Linked DNA regions of Homo sapiens: all the other regions are linked to region 1. A link is a contact called in ENCODE Hi-C or POLR2A ChIA-PET data. All regions are on one chromosome and are shown on one strand. Each heading gives the region's core, a stretch centred on a gene start or an enhancer-like site at or near the end of the contact. The rest is flanking DNA. Distances are from core to core; before and after follow the strand shown.

What was found. A loop is a pair of places that touch in the nucleus more often than their neighbours do. ChIA-PET counts read pairs that join two places held with the same protein, here RNA polymerase II (POLR2A). Pooled maps may share reads with other maps.
Region 2: a loop to region 1 is called in a map of Right ventricle myocardium inferior, with 2.4 times the contacts of the local background. The contact joins two enhancer-like sites. A Hi-C loop is called at or near these places in 2 of 168 maps with a recorded cell type or tissue (Right ventricle myocardium inferior and cardiac septum), 2 of 37 single-sample maps with no recorded cell type and 5 of 50 pooled maps.
Region 3: a loop to region 1 is called in a map with no recorded cell type, with 2.1 times the contacts of the local background. The contact joins two enhancer-like sites. A Hi-C loop is called at or near these places in 1 of 37 single-sample maps with no recorded cell type. POLR2A ChIA-PET finds 5 or more read pairs at or near these places in 1 of 52 experiments (T-cell).
Region 4: a pooled map shows a loop between it and region 1 (2.6-fold over the local background). The contact joins two enhancer-like sites. A Hi-C loop is called at or near these places in 1 of 168 maps with a recorded cell type or tissue (endothelial cell of umbilical vein) and 2 of 50 pooled maps. POLR2A ChIA-PET finds 5 or more read pairs at or near these places in 1 of 52 experiments (RWPE1).

The regions. Positions count from the first base shown.
Region 1 is chr4:80,211,517-80,215,081 of GRCh38, forward strand. No RefSeq gene overlaps it. Among named protein-coding and RNA genes, the nearest start is that of PRDM8, 16 kb to the left of the region's middle. Within about 2 kb of position 1,840, at least 2 of the 41 ENCODE cell types and tissues checked have a DNase peak (open chromatin) inside an H3K27ac peak, as active enhancers do.
Region 2 is chr4:79,597,282-79,600,846 of GRCh38, forward strand. LOC107986294 (a long non-coding RNA gene) reads left to right here. Exons shown (of 7, transcript XR_007058155.1): 5 at 3,447-3,496. Among named protein-coding and RNA genes, the nearest start is that of LINC02469, 65 kb to the right of the region's middle. Within about 2 kb of position 1,695, at least 4 of the 41 ENCODE cell types and tissues checked have a DNase peak (open chromatin) inside an H3K27ac peak, as active enhancers do.
Region 3 is chr4:79,621,330-79,624,894 of GRCh38, forward strand. LOC107986294 (a long non-coding RNA gene) reads left to right here. Exons shown (of 7, transcript XR_007058155.1): 7 at 1,899-2,147. Among named protein-coding and RNA genes, the nearest start is that of LINC02469, 41 kb to the right of the region's middle. Within about 2 kb of position 1,847, at least 2 of the 41 ENCODE cell types and tissues checked have a DNase peak (open chromatin) inside an H3K27ac peak, as active enhancers do.
Region 4 is chr4:79,648,600-79,652,164 of GRCh38, forward strand. No RefSeq gene overlaps it. Among named protein-coding and RNA genes, the nearest start is that of LINC02469, 13 kb to the right of the region's middle. Within about 2 kb of position 1,837, at least 2 of the 41 ENCODE cell types and tissues checked have a DNase peak (open chromatin) inside an H3K27ac peak, as active enhancers do.

The DNA of each region.
Region 1 (3,565 bases), core at 590-3,089:
TTTTGGAGCAGTCTAAGTAAAGATGAAGGATCGATATGCAGAGGTACTTCTCCACCAGGGTAATAATGCCTAAAACTCCTTCCAAATCAGAGGTATTTGACTTTGAGGCTGCATCTGAAAGTATTTATTAAACCTCCAAACATGCCTAAACTTAAAGCCAGGGAGATATTTAGGAAACCTAACATTCAAAAATCTAATTCCAAGCATAGTAAAGCTAATAGCATGGTAAAACAAGTCTCATCAAGTTATATGATTGCCAGCAGCTCACATTTGAATTTCTTAAATCCTTTAAATATTCAAAATACATTTATTTATAACAACTCAGAAATAGAAACTTGGAATTTTAGATATATATATTTCTCATATATATATTTCAGATATATATATATATATATATATATATATATATATATATTCACAAGTTACTCTCTTCTCTGGGATGGGGGCTTTCCTTTGAATACATTTCAGGAGAAGAAATTTAAAGTTTAATGTACAATTTCTGAGTGCCTGTCATACTGGCTCTTTACAGCAGCCTGCTCGAAGACCCAGGCACATGGCCAAATAGAAAATCAGATAAGGATGCTAAAAAGAGGGGACCTCTGGCAATGACTTCCCCATGTTATTGACTCCATAAGAAAAGGCTCAAAAAGAAGATAATTTCCCCCAATCCTTCCATCCTCAGAAAATTTTATTATAAACCATAGATAATAAGAGCTCACAAGGAAAGAAAAAGTAATACTATCCATAGGACACTGTAGAGTTAGATCACACAGGGAGAGACCTTTCTAAATCACCAAGGTAGCTGTTAAAAATGCAGTTTCCCATAGGCACCCTCAGAGATTTGATGAATCTTATGTGGGACCTAGAATCTTGCATTTTCAGCAACCAGCACCAGATGATTTTAGAGTAGGTGGCTCTTGATCCTCACTTTTGAAACACCGAAGAGAGGTTAGAACTAGCCCTATGATGACTTAAATTAAAATGTAGGAGTACATCAGTCTAGAAAATAGCTATGTTCCAGAAATATGGACAGTAAATTGAATTATGTTGTTGTAAATACAGACTTTTAAAAAAACTTCATTTATGTTCTATCTTTGTTTCAGATTGATTTTCACATTTTACTCCTCCTTGCCCACTCAAGTTAGGGTCATTAGTAAGAACAAGAAAAATGTAATTGCATGAGCAAGTACCTATTCAAGAAAATGTTTAAGCTAAATCTTTATGGAAAATATAGTGTGCATCTACCATCACCCTCTGAGGAATTTGCTTTTTATTTTTTGGATTTTTTTTTTTTTTTGGGATGGAGGTTCACTCTTGTTGCCCAGGCTGGAGTGCAATGGTGCAAACTCAGCTTACTGCAACCTCCACCTCCCGGGTTCAAGCGATTCTCCTGCCTCAGCCTCCCAAGTAGCTGGAATTACAGGCGCCCGCCAAAACGCTGGGCTAATTTTTTGTATTTTTAGTAGAGACGGGGTTTCACCGTGTTGGCCAGGCTGGTCTTGAACTCCTGACCTCAGCTTATCCACCTGCCTTAGCCTCCCAAAGTGCTGGGAATTTTTTGGATTTTTACACATTCATTTTCTAAAATTGTTTCACAACTTATTTGTATGTGTGTGTTCACGAACCTCACCAATTCAGGCTCTGACATCAAGCTCCCAAGAGCTGTCTGAAGCTATGTTTTTCAAATGAATAATAACAGCAGAATTGAAAACTCTTGAGCTAACATTTTGCTCTCAACTCCAGCCTGCTAGTCAACTACTGCTGCTTCTCTGCCAGCTGATGACTGCACGGAGGCTGCCACTTTCTGATGGTGAGTGACTCTAGGCCTCAAGTGATTCAGACGCCACTGACTCTTGCTGCAGAAACTTTTGGTACTAGGGAAACAGACTCTTCCATTCACTTCACGTCACTTAACTTTCTACTGCAGTGTCCATTCACCTAGGACTCAGGCCTGAGTCTGAGGAGGTGGGGCCAAAGGAGCACCAGGTATAATGCAGTATTCACAATCACCCATCAGTTCTGATGTTGCTTATTATTTCCAAACACAATAAGGGCTCTTGGAATGCAACCCTTATATAAACATAGCTGTGATGATCCTGCCTTCTAGATGTGTCAGCACATGCCTGAAAGAAAGAGTAGGTGCCCTCTAATTCTGGGGCCACGGCTACACAGTTGCTAAATAAAGTCTAAAGTCCACACAGTTGCTTATAAGCACAAAGAATCCTGCTAAGAAATTAGATTAGAAGTCAGATTAAACATTTATTCTCATTCTGCCTCCACCATTCTCCAGCTGTGTAACCTTGAATGAACTAACTTCTCTAAACTCCAGTCTTCTCATCTGTAAATGAGAGAGTTAGATGAGATCAGAGATTCTCAGACTTCAGAATTTGTAATAATTACTAGGGAGAGTGGTAAATAGGCTTGGCTCTAATTTCTGGAGATTCAGAATGAGGGCAGCAGTGGCTAGGATACTGATTTTTTTTTTTTTTTAATAGGGACTCACTCTGTCACCTGGGCTAGAGGGCAATGGTGTGATCATAGCTCACTGCAGCCTCCAACTCCTGGGCTCAGGCAGTCCTCTGTCTCAGCCTCCCGAGTAGCTGGGACTACAAGTGCATGTCACTGTGCCTGGATAATTTTATTTTAAATTTGTATAGATGGGGTCTTGCTTTGTTACCTAGGCTGGTCTTGAACTCCTGGTTTCAAGCAATCTTCCGGCCTTGGCCTCCAGAAGTTCTGGGAATTACAGGAAAGAGCCACACTGCACCTGGCCTGTGATTTGCATTTTAATAAACCCTCTGGATGATTCTCTAACCACGTCTGGGAAATATTTGTCTAAATCAATGATTATTCATTGTGGTCCTATTAGAAACATTTAGAAAGTATTAAAAATATACTAGTGACTGGTCCCTCTCCAAATTAATTCATCATAATATCTGGGTATTTTGTCAGGGCATTGCTAGTGCCTCAAAAAAATCTTTGTGCATCAAGGGTCAAGAATCAGTGGATTAAATAATCTATAAGAACTTTTCTCAGCTTTTGAATTACAACTTCCAACCTAGCATTCTTGGTTCTATATCACAATACGTCGGTTATAAATGTGGAGTATGCTGTGTATGCAGACTTGCTAGTTATTATGAGCTGAATTATGCCCCTCCCCTCACCCAAGTTCATATGTTGAGGTCTTAACGCCCAACACCTTGGAATGTGACTGTATTTGGATTTAGGGCCTTTAAAATTAAGTTATTGGTTGGGTCCTAATCCAATAGGGCTGATGTCCTTATATGAAGGGTAGATTAGGACACAGATAACACAGACAGAGGGGCGACTATGTGAGGATACAGTAAGAAGGTGACCATTTGCAAGCCAAGGAGAGAGACCACGGAAGAAACCAAACCTGTCAACACTTTGTTCTTGGCCTTCTAGCCTCCGGAATTGTGAGGAAATGAATTTCTGTTGTTTAAGTCACCCAATATGTGGTATTTTGTTATGGCAGCCCTGAGAAACTAATACACTAGTCAAATAGTTCACTGAAACCTATCTTACTTTGAAGAAAATAATGTTC
Region 2 (3,565 bases), core at 445-2,944, 610 kb before region 1:
TAAAAAAAGGATGCTGCAATGGTTAACTAGGAGCACAATAACGTTGCATAATGAAACCAACAAATTCTCAGAGTCTTATAATCATAAGGCTTTGTTTAGTTAATGTGGCTATGGGTTAGCTGGAATTGGCTGATTTGGACTGGGTTCAACTGGGGCAACTCAGTTCTGCTTCATGAGTCACTCATTTTCCCCTTGGGACCAGCAGGCTATCCCAGACATGTTATCTCACAGTGATAGTAGAGATGCAAGAGGACGGGTAGAAACATGAAAGTGCTTTTAAAGCCTTAGGTTATGACATGCCAGCTAACATTCAATGATTAAAGCAAGTCACATAGCCAAATCTAAGTTAAAGGGTGAAGAAAGAGTTTATATTTTTTGTGGGAGTAACTTCAAACTCACATGGCTAGTTAATTTTATATGTCAACTTGACTGGGCCATGTGGTGCCCAGACATTTGGTAAAACGTTATTCGGGGTATATCTGTGAGCTTGTTTCTAGATGAGATTAATATTTAAATCAAAGCCTGAATAATACACATGGCAAAGGGCTTTCATACAGGGAATGGTGAAGACTCAGGGCCGCTAATATAATCTACCTACATAGTTACCTAAATCAGTGCCATTTAATAAAAAAAAGAGACAAAAAATATGTTCAAAATACAGCCCCCCGCCACACACAGAATCAAATACCATGCAACAAATGCCACAGTTATTATCAGTAATACCAACAATAGTATTGCTAAATTTGATGTCTGTGAGATAGGATAGGTGGCTTTAAACCTTCTTACTGAAAATCTAAGTGAATATTGAGAGGGAAACCATATGTTCTTCAATAGTAGTGGAATTAAGGCAAACTCTAGGCAGATGGAGGTGAGGGCAATGGACATTTCTGCTTGATCATTTGGTTTTTATCAGTATTTACTGTACTGCTGGATACTAGGGGCCCCATGGCAGCTGGGTGTTGATTAGACCTCCTTCAAAACCTTGGGTATGAAGACATGTCTGAATTACGCAGGGGTGCTAGATTCTAGTGCTTTAGCCTGAGACTTTCTACTGAGGCAATCCTTCCAAGGGTCTCATGCCTCAAGGCCTAAAGCACCAGGTTTAGGTGCTTTTTGTGGTAAAGGGAGGAAGTACAGAATACCTTATTTCTCTGTAACTGCCCTCACCCATGCGTCTCATGCTGCTTGTATTAAGCTTTAGATTTATTTTGTCTAACAGTTCTTTTACCTTTATGCTATCTATATTATTTATTTTGTTTGTTTTTATTTTTTCTTTATTTGATTTTTATAATTTTATCCTTCTATTATTCTCTTTGAGCAAATTATAACTGTGTACTTTCTTATATTTTAAGTTTCTTTTTTAACTTTACTTTTAAAAATAGCAGCCCGAAAGCTAACATCCCCTAAGGGTAATAGTTGTGTGGATGGTTGGTGCCCTAGCCCTTCTCTCCACTAACAGTTCATGGTACCTCGCCGTAGCCTTTCTTTAAGAGACACATCTTGGTGTGAAACACACACACACACTGCAGCTACAACTGAGCTGCAAAGCAGTCTGGAGTGCAAGGGAGTTTTCTGCTTTATTCTGTAACCTGACTTGACAAACCCAGCAGAAGATTTACAAGAGTTCTCTGTCTCCTTCTAAAGGAAGGTGGGAACAGCAGGTAGTGGAAATTGGGATGCATTGCCGGGGCGACAGGAGGACAGCTTGTACTTCTTTTCTGCCAGGGCTGTCTGTGTTCTCTGCCGAAGCAGACACAATCAGTTTCTAGCGTAGGCTGTCTGGCACCAACTGTATTTACCATGGTTTATTCTTGGGATTCCTCTAAAAGGGCATGTGACATTTTTTTTTTTTTTTTTTCAAAACCTAAGAAGGACCTGCTAAAATGTGGGGATTGATAATGGAACCTACTTGGGGCCCAATTCTGGGAGCTCATTTGAACCAAAAGGGACTAGATACAGGCCTTTTTACATCTGAGTCTTCCATAACATAAATTGTCAATGTTATTCCAGTTAATTAAACACATTAAAGGGAAAAAATCAATTAATATTGTAGTAGGTATGGTAAGAATAGACCAACATTCCGAAAACAAATCCTAGCTCTATGCTTCTTAATACCTAGAGTTTGTTAGCAAGAGTCACAGCTTTCTCTATGACTCAGTTTCCTTTTCTGTATAATGATGATAATAATATTATGTACCTCATCAGATTCTTGTGAGGAAAAAATAAGTTACAAGCATATGCACTGCATAAACATTTGTTAAATAAGAATTTATGCAGACATATGTAAATACATCAGCTGCCTGACTATTGCTTCCTGGCCAATAATTACAAGAGAGGAGTGGGACTTCCATTCATTTGGAAGTTGAGAGAGCAGGCTCAGGGAGGAGGAATCACCCATTACCCATACCTTCTCTTGGTGTAGATGCTGAGTGAGTCCTGCTTAGGGTATAAAGAATATCAACACCTCAGCCTGATTGAAGGTGAAGTGAATCTTGCTACCAGAGACTTGGTATCTGGATGAAGGGTGATCCCAGGGCACCGAATTCTTCCTATCATAGTGCACACTCCCATGTTGACCAGTGTCTGTAACAGAAGATCTCCTGCTTTGGAGGCTGCTCCCTTTCTGAACCTGGAGTGCTGCCTGGCTCTCAGCAGATGAATCTTGTTTACTACATCTGCAGCCAGTAGTTTCCTGTTATGCAAAAATCAGTGGCTCCTAAACATAGTTCCCAGACCCACCAGACTCTTGGTTTCACCTGTCACAAGAATGAGAATATTCCCCATTAAAAGTATTTTCCTCTATGGTTCCCTAAGTAAGTCACAGTGCCATCCACTGAGGTAAGCAGGCCCCCAAACCAAAAGCCATTCTGAACACCTGTCTGCTCATCCCAAAATATGTCGCCAATCACAAAACAAGTCAATGGCCCCTCCTAAGCAACTCTAGAGTCCATCTACTCCCCTGCCCTGCACTGCCACCACAATTGTCACTCCTGAATTTCTACACCGGCCTCTGACCTCACCTCCTGCATTGAGTCTTGGCTTCTTCCAACCCGTTCTCTGGACTGAAGCCAAGATTACATTTTTTTCGTAGAAAATCTGTTTATGTTACTCCCTTAATTTAAACTTTTCAGTGGGTTTTCCAATACTTTTTAGATAAAAAGCAAAGTAATCAACATACCTGGGCTCCAAGGCTGCCATTCTGATCCTGCTGCTTCACTCCTTGCTCCCACACACATCGCTCAGTCGCTGCAACACCCTCAAGGCCTCTCACCTCAGGCACATGCTCTTCCCTTGGCAGGATATACTCCTTCCCCCGCTGCCCCCATGTGACAAGTGTATTCTTACTCGTCCCTCAGAATGCCATCCATCTTAGACCTCCTGGGCCACCATAAAAGAATACCACAGACTGATCTGCTTAAATAACATTTTTTTTTTTTTTCTCACAGTGCTGGATGCAGAAAGTCCAAGATCAAGATGCCAGTGGGATTGGTTTCTGGTGAGGCCTCTCTTTCTGGCTTGCAGATGCTGCCTTCTCTCTGTTTCCTCACATGGTCTTTCCCGTATG
Region 3 (3,565 bases), core at 597-3,096, 590 kb before region 1:
AGCTTGTTTCTTACTTCACACAAATATGCATGGTGAATCTTTCTAGAAAGAAATGACCAAATTCCAGAATTTCAGGATCAGTATAATACAATACTCAAATAAATGATGGATGGGTACAGTGTAAGTATCTATTTCTACTAACTATAAACTTTGAAGAGGCATAAAAATAAAATGTGGTAGGTTTATATAAAGAATATGTGTGAAAAAATATATGCTCAATAGCTGGTTTCCATATCTTAATTATTATGTCCAACATACTGCAAATTTTTAAATAATCATTTTCACCAAGTTCAAAGAACTCTCTCAAGTTCAACACTTTGGAAAGCACAAAAATATTTCCAGTCTTTCAATCATGAATTTCAGCCCTTGTACCCAATTTTTTAAGACAAAGACACAGTCAAAAGCTAACAAACTTCTACTAGTTCTTAAAATATGAAAAACACTCAACTCACCTAAGGGAATGGAGAAAGAAACTATTTTTATTATATACTGGGTGTCAGTAATTTTGCATGGTTCTCTCATTTTACCCATACAATACTCTTTCAAGGTTGACGTAATCATTTTAGGAATGAACTAAGTCAGAGTAACCTTGAAGTGAAGCTTTCCTTAACCTTTAACATTTTGTACCTCCAAAGCAAATGTAAAAAGCAATCTCTGTTGATGGGGTAGAATCAGGTGATCTCATGAATATGTTATTAGTTGGTGTCAGAAATAAAACTGTAAGAAGATGCCATACCGTTGCAATACTCCTTGCCTACCATTGAAAGACACTAGAATAATGAACAGAATACTCAGTGTTTGCAGGATGAATGTGTCTAAATGATTGCCCGTAACACTTGAAAAGGAACATGATCTTCTTGATCCGTCTATCCACAAACTAATAATTTCTCTCTCTCTCTCTTAACTTTTATCAAATAAATACTGTGAAACTGGTCTCTTAATCCACATTATTATTAATACTTTTAAAAATCCAAACAGAATTTTGTGATTCCTGATTTACAGATGAGGAAACTAAGCCCTGGAGATGTGAAGATAATTCCAGCAGTCAGTGGCAGAGTCACGATGTTCATCTACCTCAGCTGAAATAAAAATCTATGCCATTGCTTTTGTGCTATTTCTTCTCTAGATGGTTAACAATTGCTCAATCTGCAATCTGTGTTACACTTTCCACCCTATATTTTTACATTTCACCTCAAATAGACATCCCTGAAATTCCACCTGAAACATACTTTTCCTTTCTTATACTTGGCATGTCATGTCTGCTCTCCAGGTTGGTATCTGATGAAATCTCCCAGTTTTACTTTAATTGGCATTGGCAACATGCGGTCCCTGATAAAAAGCATATTTTCTTTCGAGATTACAATCATCAGTTGGGCTCATTTTTCTTGGCCCCTCCATCGAGCTGAACTTCTTTGGAAAAAGAAACAGCAGCTTGTGGGTTACTAAATGCCAGAGAGCTGAACTTAAAAAAAAAGAGAGAGGAAAAAAAATCACAAAGGAAAACAACTTAAAAATACATTTAGAAAGCCTGCGTGCATGCATGCGTGTGTGTATGTGTGTGTGCATGAGAACATAGACTTGCATTAATCACTCAGTTCACATATGATATATATGCAGAACTAGTGTGTGTATGCAAAACTCTTAAAGGGCATGATTTTTATCCATAGCCTATTTATTCCAAACATAGCTAAATGAGGAGGCCAAATATAGAAAGTGATGCTCCAGGGGCCCTACAGCCTATATAGAATTTAAACTCAAATGATTTGCAAAATCACTACTAAGACAGCTTGCTCATACTGTCAGCGTGCCAGCACCAGAAGCTTGTCGTGTATTTTTGTCTTGGCAGATGCACATTCTGTTATAAAGGTCTGTTCATCTGATGCCTTCCTTGTTTTCAGGTAATGCTCAGCGCCTTCTTGCAGAGGGAAGAGTGAGCCTGTGTCGCTTCTCCATGTCCTGGAGGAGACAGTCTGCACTCAGACTCTGACCATGTGCTGGTGTCCTGGCTTACCTCCATTAAGAGTTCATTTCTGCTCCATAAAACTACAGGTCACGAGTGCTCTCATTCCTTTCTTTTTATATTATTCAATTTTATTTCTGACATTTGCCAGGGCACAGGGAAATAAACCAGTGTTAGTTAATATCAACAATGACTCCGTTTCTTTAAAAATCACCTGAGGTTTGAGGAGGTTGTCTTTTTTTTCTTTTAGATTAAAACATGGTTTCCCAAAACTGATTAGCATAGTTTTTAAGCCACTCTGAAGTGTTTGTTAGGCTTCGCATGCTGGTCTCCATATGCCTCTTTTCAATTACATGTGCCGCCACAAGTATGGCTAAACGAAACGCTTCTTTAAAAACAGAAAGCAAACTGTTAGGCTTTGTGCAGTGTAACTAGTTAGCGTGCGACATCTCAAACTGCCCTGATTTCATCACCAAACTGCTAAATGTTCTGTTTGCAGAAATAGCCATTAAAATGTATCTTAAAATTAGATGCTCTGTCAGAATTAAAGGGGAGACAGGGGAACTGGAAGGGATTAAAATAACAGGAAATGGAGTTTAGACCTTGGTTGTCTTGGAGGCTATCTGTGGAAAACTTTTCATTTTTTGGTGGTAGCAAAAGTAATAATAATAATTCTGTTTATTGAACACTTCTTATGTGTCTGGATGATTGAAAAATCTTCAAGTTATGTCAATTAATTACCAATTATTAATCATTACAGCCACTCTATAAGGTAAGTACTATAATTATACATATTAGGAGACTGCAGCAGTGAGATTTAGTAATTTTCCTGAGGGCATGCAGGAAAGTGGTAGAGCTGAGACAAGACCAGGTACTATAGCTACAGGGTTTACATCTTATTTTGAGGTTAGTAGGAGGAACATGTGCTGGGATTGTATTAGGAAGCTCCTTGTTTATCCACACTTGTGTTGCTGTACACTGGGTTATATTACTAGATTATAAATGCTCTTGTATCACCCACTAAGATGCCTGCCATGTATCCGATTCTCAGAAGATGTTTGTGGAATGAATGAATAGATGAATGAATGATATCTTCCTTTTAGGAAAATGCTATAAGTAAACCAATTTGAGTGCAAAATGAGACATTATTTGGACAAAACAAACTAACGAACAAAAATCAACTTGTGGAAAAATCTACTCAGCTTCTCATTTACTCTTTTACTACAGTGAGAGGCCTTGTACCACATGGTGGGAAAACACACGTAATAATTCGACAGCCAACTGAAGCTCTAGTACTAAATCCAGGCTAGCCACAGACTCACCACTTGATTTTATTTGGTCACTTCAATTTGGGCTTCAGTATCCTTGTTTGCTTAATAAGGGCATTTATTTGGAAAGCAACCTCTCTTAATTCTGATGTCCTACGGTATTTTCAAACAACTGAAATTAGAACTCACTTTTTATAAAAAGTTTTTCCTGAGTGTCCATGGAGTGGATCTAATTTGTGTATTTATGACCATAGAAAGTGCTTCTTTCATCAATGCTAAAAAGGTACATGGTCTCTAAGACAGAAGGAAAGATAGCTTATTTTTTTAAAGTGAGAGA
Region 4 (3,565 bases), core at 587-3,086, 560 kb before region 1:
TCAGTGAAAGCTTCCTTAACAAAGTGATTTCTAAATTAAGAGCTGAAAAATGAGTAGGAATTAGGAAGGCGATGCGGGATTCCAGGGGGTGGGAGGGTGGTGACAGAAAAGTATGTGTGTGTGTTGGGCAAGGGTTAAGGAAAGGAAAATATTTCTAACAGAAAACAAAGGCTAATCAATAGATGTATATAAAGGATATTGGGCTTTCTACGTCTAAGTCAGACTATTGGTATCATGGAGCTTAATTCTTTTGGAAACAATCACACAAACTAAAAACTGGACCAGATCCATCACCCTCATTTTACAGATAGGAGCGCCAAATCCCAGTTCGAGGAAATGAGTTCCCCATGCCATGCAGTGTCATTGGCAAGAATCGGGTCCCCAGACCAAGCTCCTTCCGTGATATCATGCTGCTGCTCTGTGGACTGCTAAACGGTTTCTACTTCAACCAGCCAGCAGTAAATGCACACAGACAAATAGCATGTTTTATTATTCCCAAACACCATGTTCCAGCTCACGTTCCTCTCTTGATTTTTATTCTGCAAGAAAAACATAAATTATGGAATATAATAGCACATAACTGCACTTAATCTCTAAACAGACTTGATCTAGAAATTCAATCTTCCTCCCAATCTTCCTCTCAACACATTGGTTTCACCTTGAAAATGTGTCATGACTTTTTATTGTGTAGGCTATAATTCCATCTTAATCATATTTCTAATGGGTACTCTTAGTTGACTCTTATTTTGAGGTAGTTTACATTAGTTGCAAGTGCACGGCTTTTGAAGGCAGACAGACTGGCGTTCCAGTTCTGTATCTGCCATTTACCAGATGTGCCACCTCAAACCAGTCACATAGCATCTCTGCATTAGCACCTAACCTCATGGTGCTCATGTGGGGATTAAGCGAGAACAAGCCTGTAAAGTGAAATGCACAGTGCTTGGCACATGGTACATTTTGAAAACATGTTGACTTGTGAGATACATTTTTTTAACATAAAATCATAAAATTATGGTTAAAAATATCACCTGCTCCAACTCTTCCATCTTACAGATGAGGTGTGTAGACTGGTAAAGTACTTTAAAAAAAAAAACAAAAACTTTTATTTTACATTCAAGGAGTAAATGTACAGTTTGTTACGTGAATATACTGAGTGATGCTGAAGTTTGAGGTACAAATGATCCCATCATTCAGGTACTGAGCATAGTACCAGATAGTTAGTTTCACAACCCTTGCTCCTATCCCTCCCTCCTTTATGTCCATGAGTACCCAATGTTTAGCTCCCACTTTTAATGAGAGCATACAGTATTTGGTTCTCTATTTCTGCTTTAGTTTGCTTAGGATGATGGCCTCTATCTGCATCCATGTTGCTGCAAAGGATGTGATTTTATTCTTTTTTATGGCTGCGAAGTATTCCATGATGTATATGTATCACATTTTGTTTGTTCAATCCAACATTGATGAGCCCCTAGGTTGGTTCCATGTCTTTGTTATTGTGAATAGTGCTGCCAAGAGCATGTGAGTGCATGTGTCTTTTTGATAGAATGATTTGTTTTCTTTTGGTTATATACCCAGTAATGGGATTGCTGGGTCAAAGGTAGTTCTATTTTTTAGTTCTTTGAAAAATTTCTAAACTACTTTCCACAGTGGCTGAACTAATTTACATTCACACCAATAGTGTATAAGTATTCCATTTTCTCCACAGCCTTGCCAGTATCTGTTTTTTGACTTTTTAATAATAGCCATTCTGACTGATATGAGATGGTATCTCTCATTATGGTTTTGATTTGCATGTCTCTGATGACTAATGATGCTGAGCATTTTTTTCATGTATTTGCCTTGTGTGTCGCCTTTTGAGAAGTTAGACTGGTAAAGTGTTACCAAAATGAATTATCCAATTAGTTCCCACCACCAGGCTATGAATTTTGTAAAAGCATGAATTTCCTCGATTCTGACATCTACCACTATGAAAAACCCTTAATAAGTATAAATACATGTTGGTTGAATTATCTAATTATTTAGTGGTTGAGCAAAGGCTACAACTCAAGCTTCCTGACATCTAGTTCTGGCTTTTTTTTTTTCCAGGAAAAATTAAGGTAAAATAAGAATCCTTGATTCTTCAATTTGAAAAGTTTGTTCTGGGGAAAATCTGGTCCTGTGAATTTCAAGTTATTCTATGATGCTCTAATATGTAGCTTTTCATTCTGCCTGGACACAGTTGATACAAATTCACATGAATATTAAATAGTTGGGAAGGGAGTAGGGACTTTCCTTTAGCAATTAGGAAGTGAGACAATGCTTTAGTGTGAATATCCTGCTGGGTGGTTGATATATGGTATGACTCAGGCACTGTGCTTATGCATTTTAAATTGCTTTCTTTACAACTCTAGTCTAGAGGAAATATCATGTCTGAGCCAAACTGGGACAGGGCATTCCAACCCAGTAAAGTGAAACTGAGAAATCTCAAACAGGCACCATACTCCTTGAACTTGGCTACTCTAATTACGTAGAAATGAATTTCACGATGAGCTCCTCTAACATACTGTACTTATGAAAAACCAAAAGCATATAAACAGAGCGTGAACAAATGTTATTTCCAAACCCACTTAAGTTGCTTAAGCTGTGGAGCTCCTGGCCCTAATTTTAGTAGCAGCATTAACAGCTGGTGGAAATAATGCCATGGTTTGTAGATGTGAAATACCATAGAAACCTGATCAGTTTCTCTTGATGAGGTAACATCAGACTCACAATAAATAAGTGCAAGTTTTGTGGTTTTTTTGATTCATCTACTTAAGAAAAAGCAGCTATTATTTTATGCCAAAAATGTGAGCAGTGGTTCCTACTCTTCCCTTTGCTATTCCCTCTTAAGTCAGTGATAAAATATACATGGAACAAATTATCTCAGTCTGCCAATTATGGTTGGAAGTATAACATTATCCTTTAACTTAACATTTATGAAGCAATTTGCTATAGAAATAGGGGTGATGTGATGGTTTTCAGATGGTAAACTGTGTTAACTGCTTGAAAATGCAAACAATTTAGGAGCTGACAGGTTCAATTCTCAAGTAGAGGAGGTGCATTGTGATGTTTGGCATTGGTTAAATATTCAATCATTCCACTACCCTGTCTGTGGGAAATATGCTAATGGGTTATTGCTACAGCCTTTGAACTCCCAGGGCAAGTGAAGCCCAGAATTCCATAGCCCTGATGCCAGTGGGTGTGATTACATTTGATGGATGCAAATAACCTTGGCTTTAATATCTTGATTGATCTGGAATGTATTAAGGAGGAATTTTTATCACACAAACAGAATGCTACAGAATCAAATTCTACTCTAGAAGTCCATTCTGTTTACTCTCACTAATGCCTACTCTCATAGATACAGATATGTCTCCTGACTTTTCTTATTTTATATTAACAACACATATTTTAGCTCAGCCACCACCCAACAAATTAAAATGAGTCCTTAAAAAATAATACGCTTTAATATATCCCATTTTCCAGCAAACAAAACAAAAATGAAATAAAAATAATAAACCTCTCTTACAGAAAGTTTTTAAAAGTT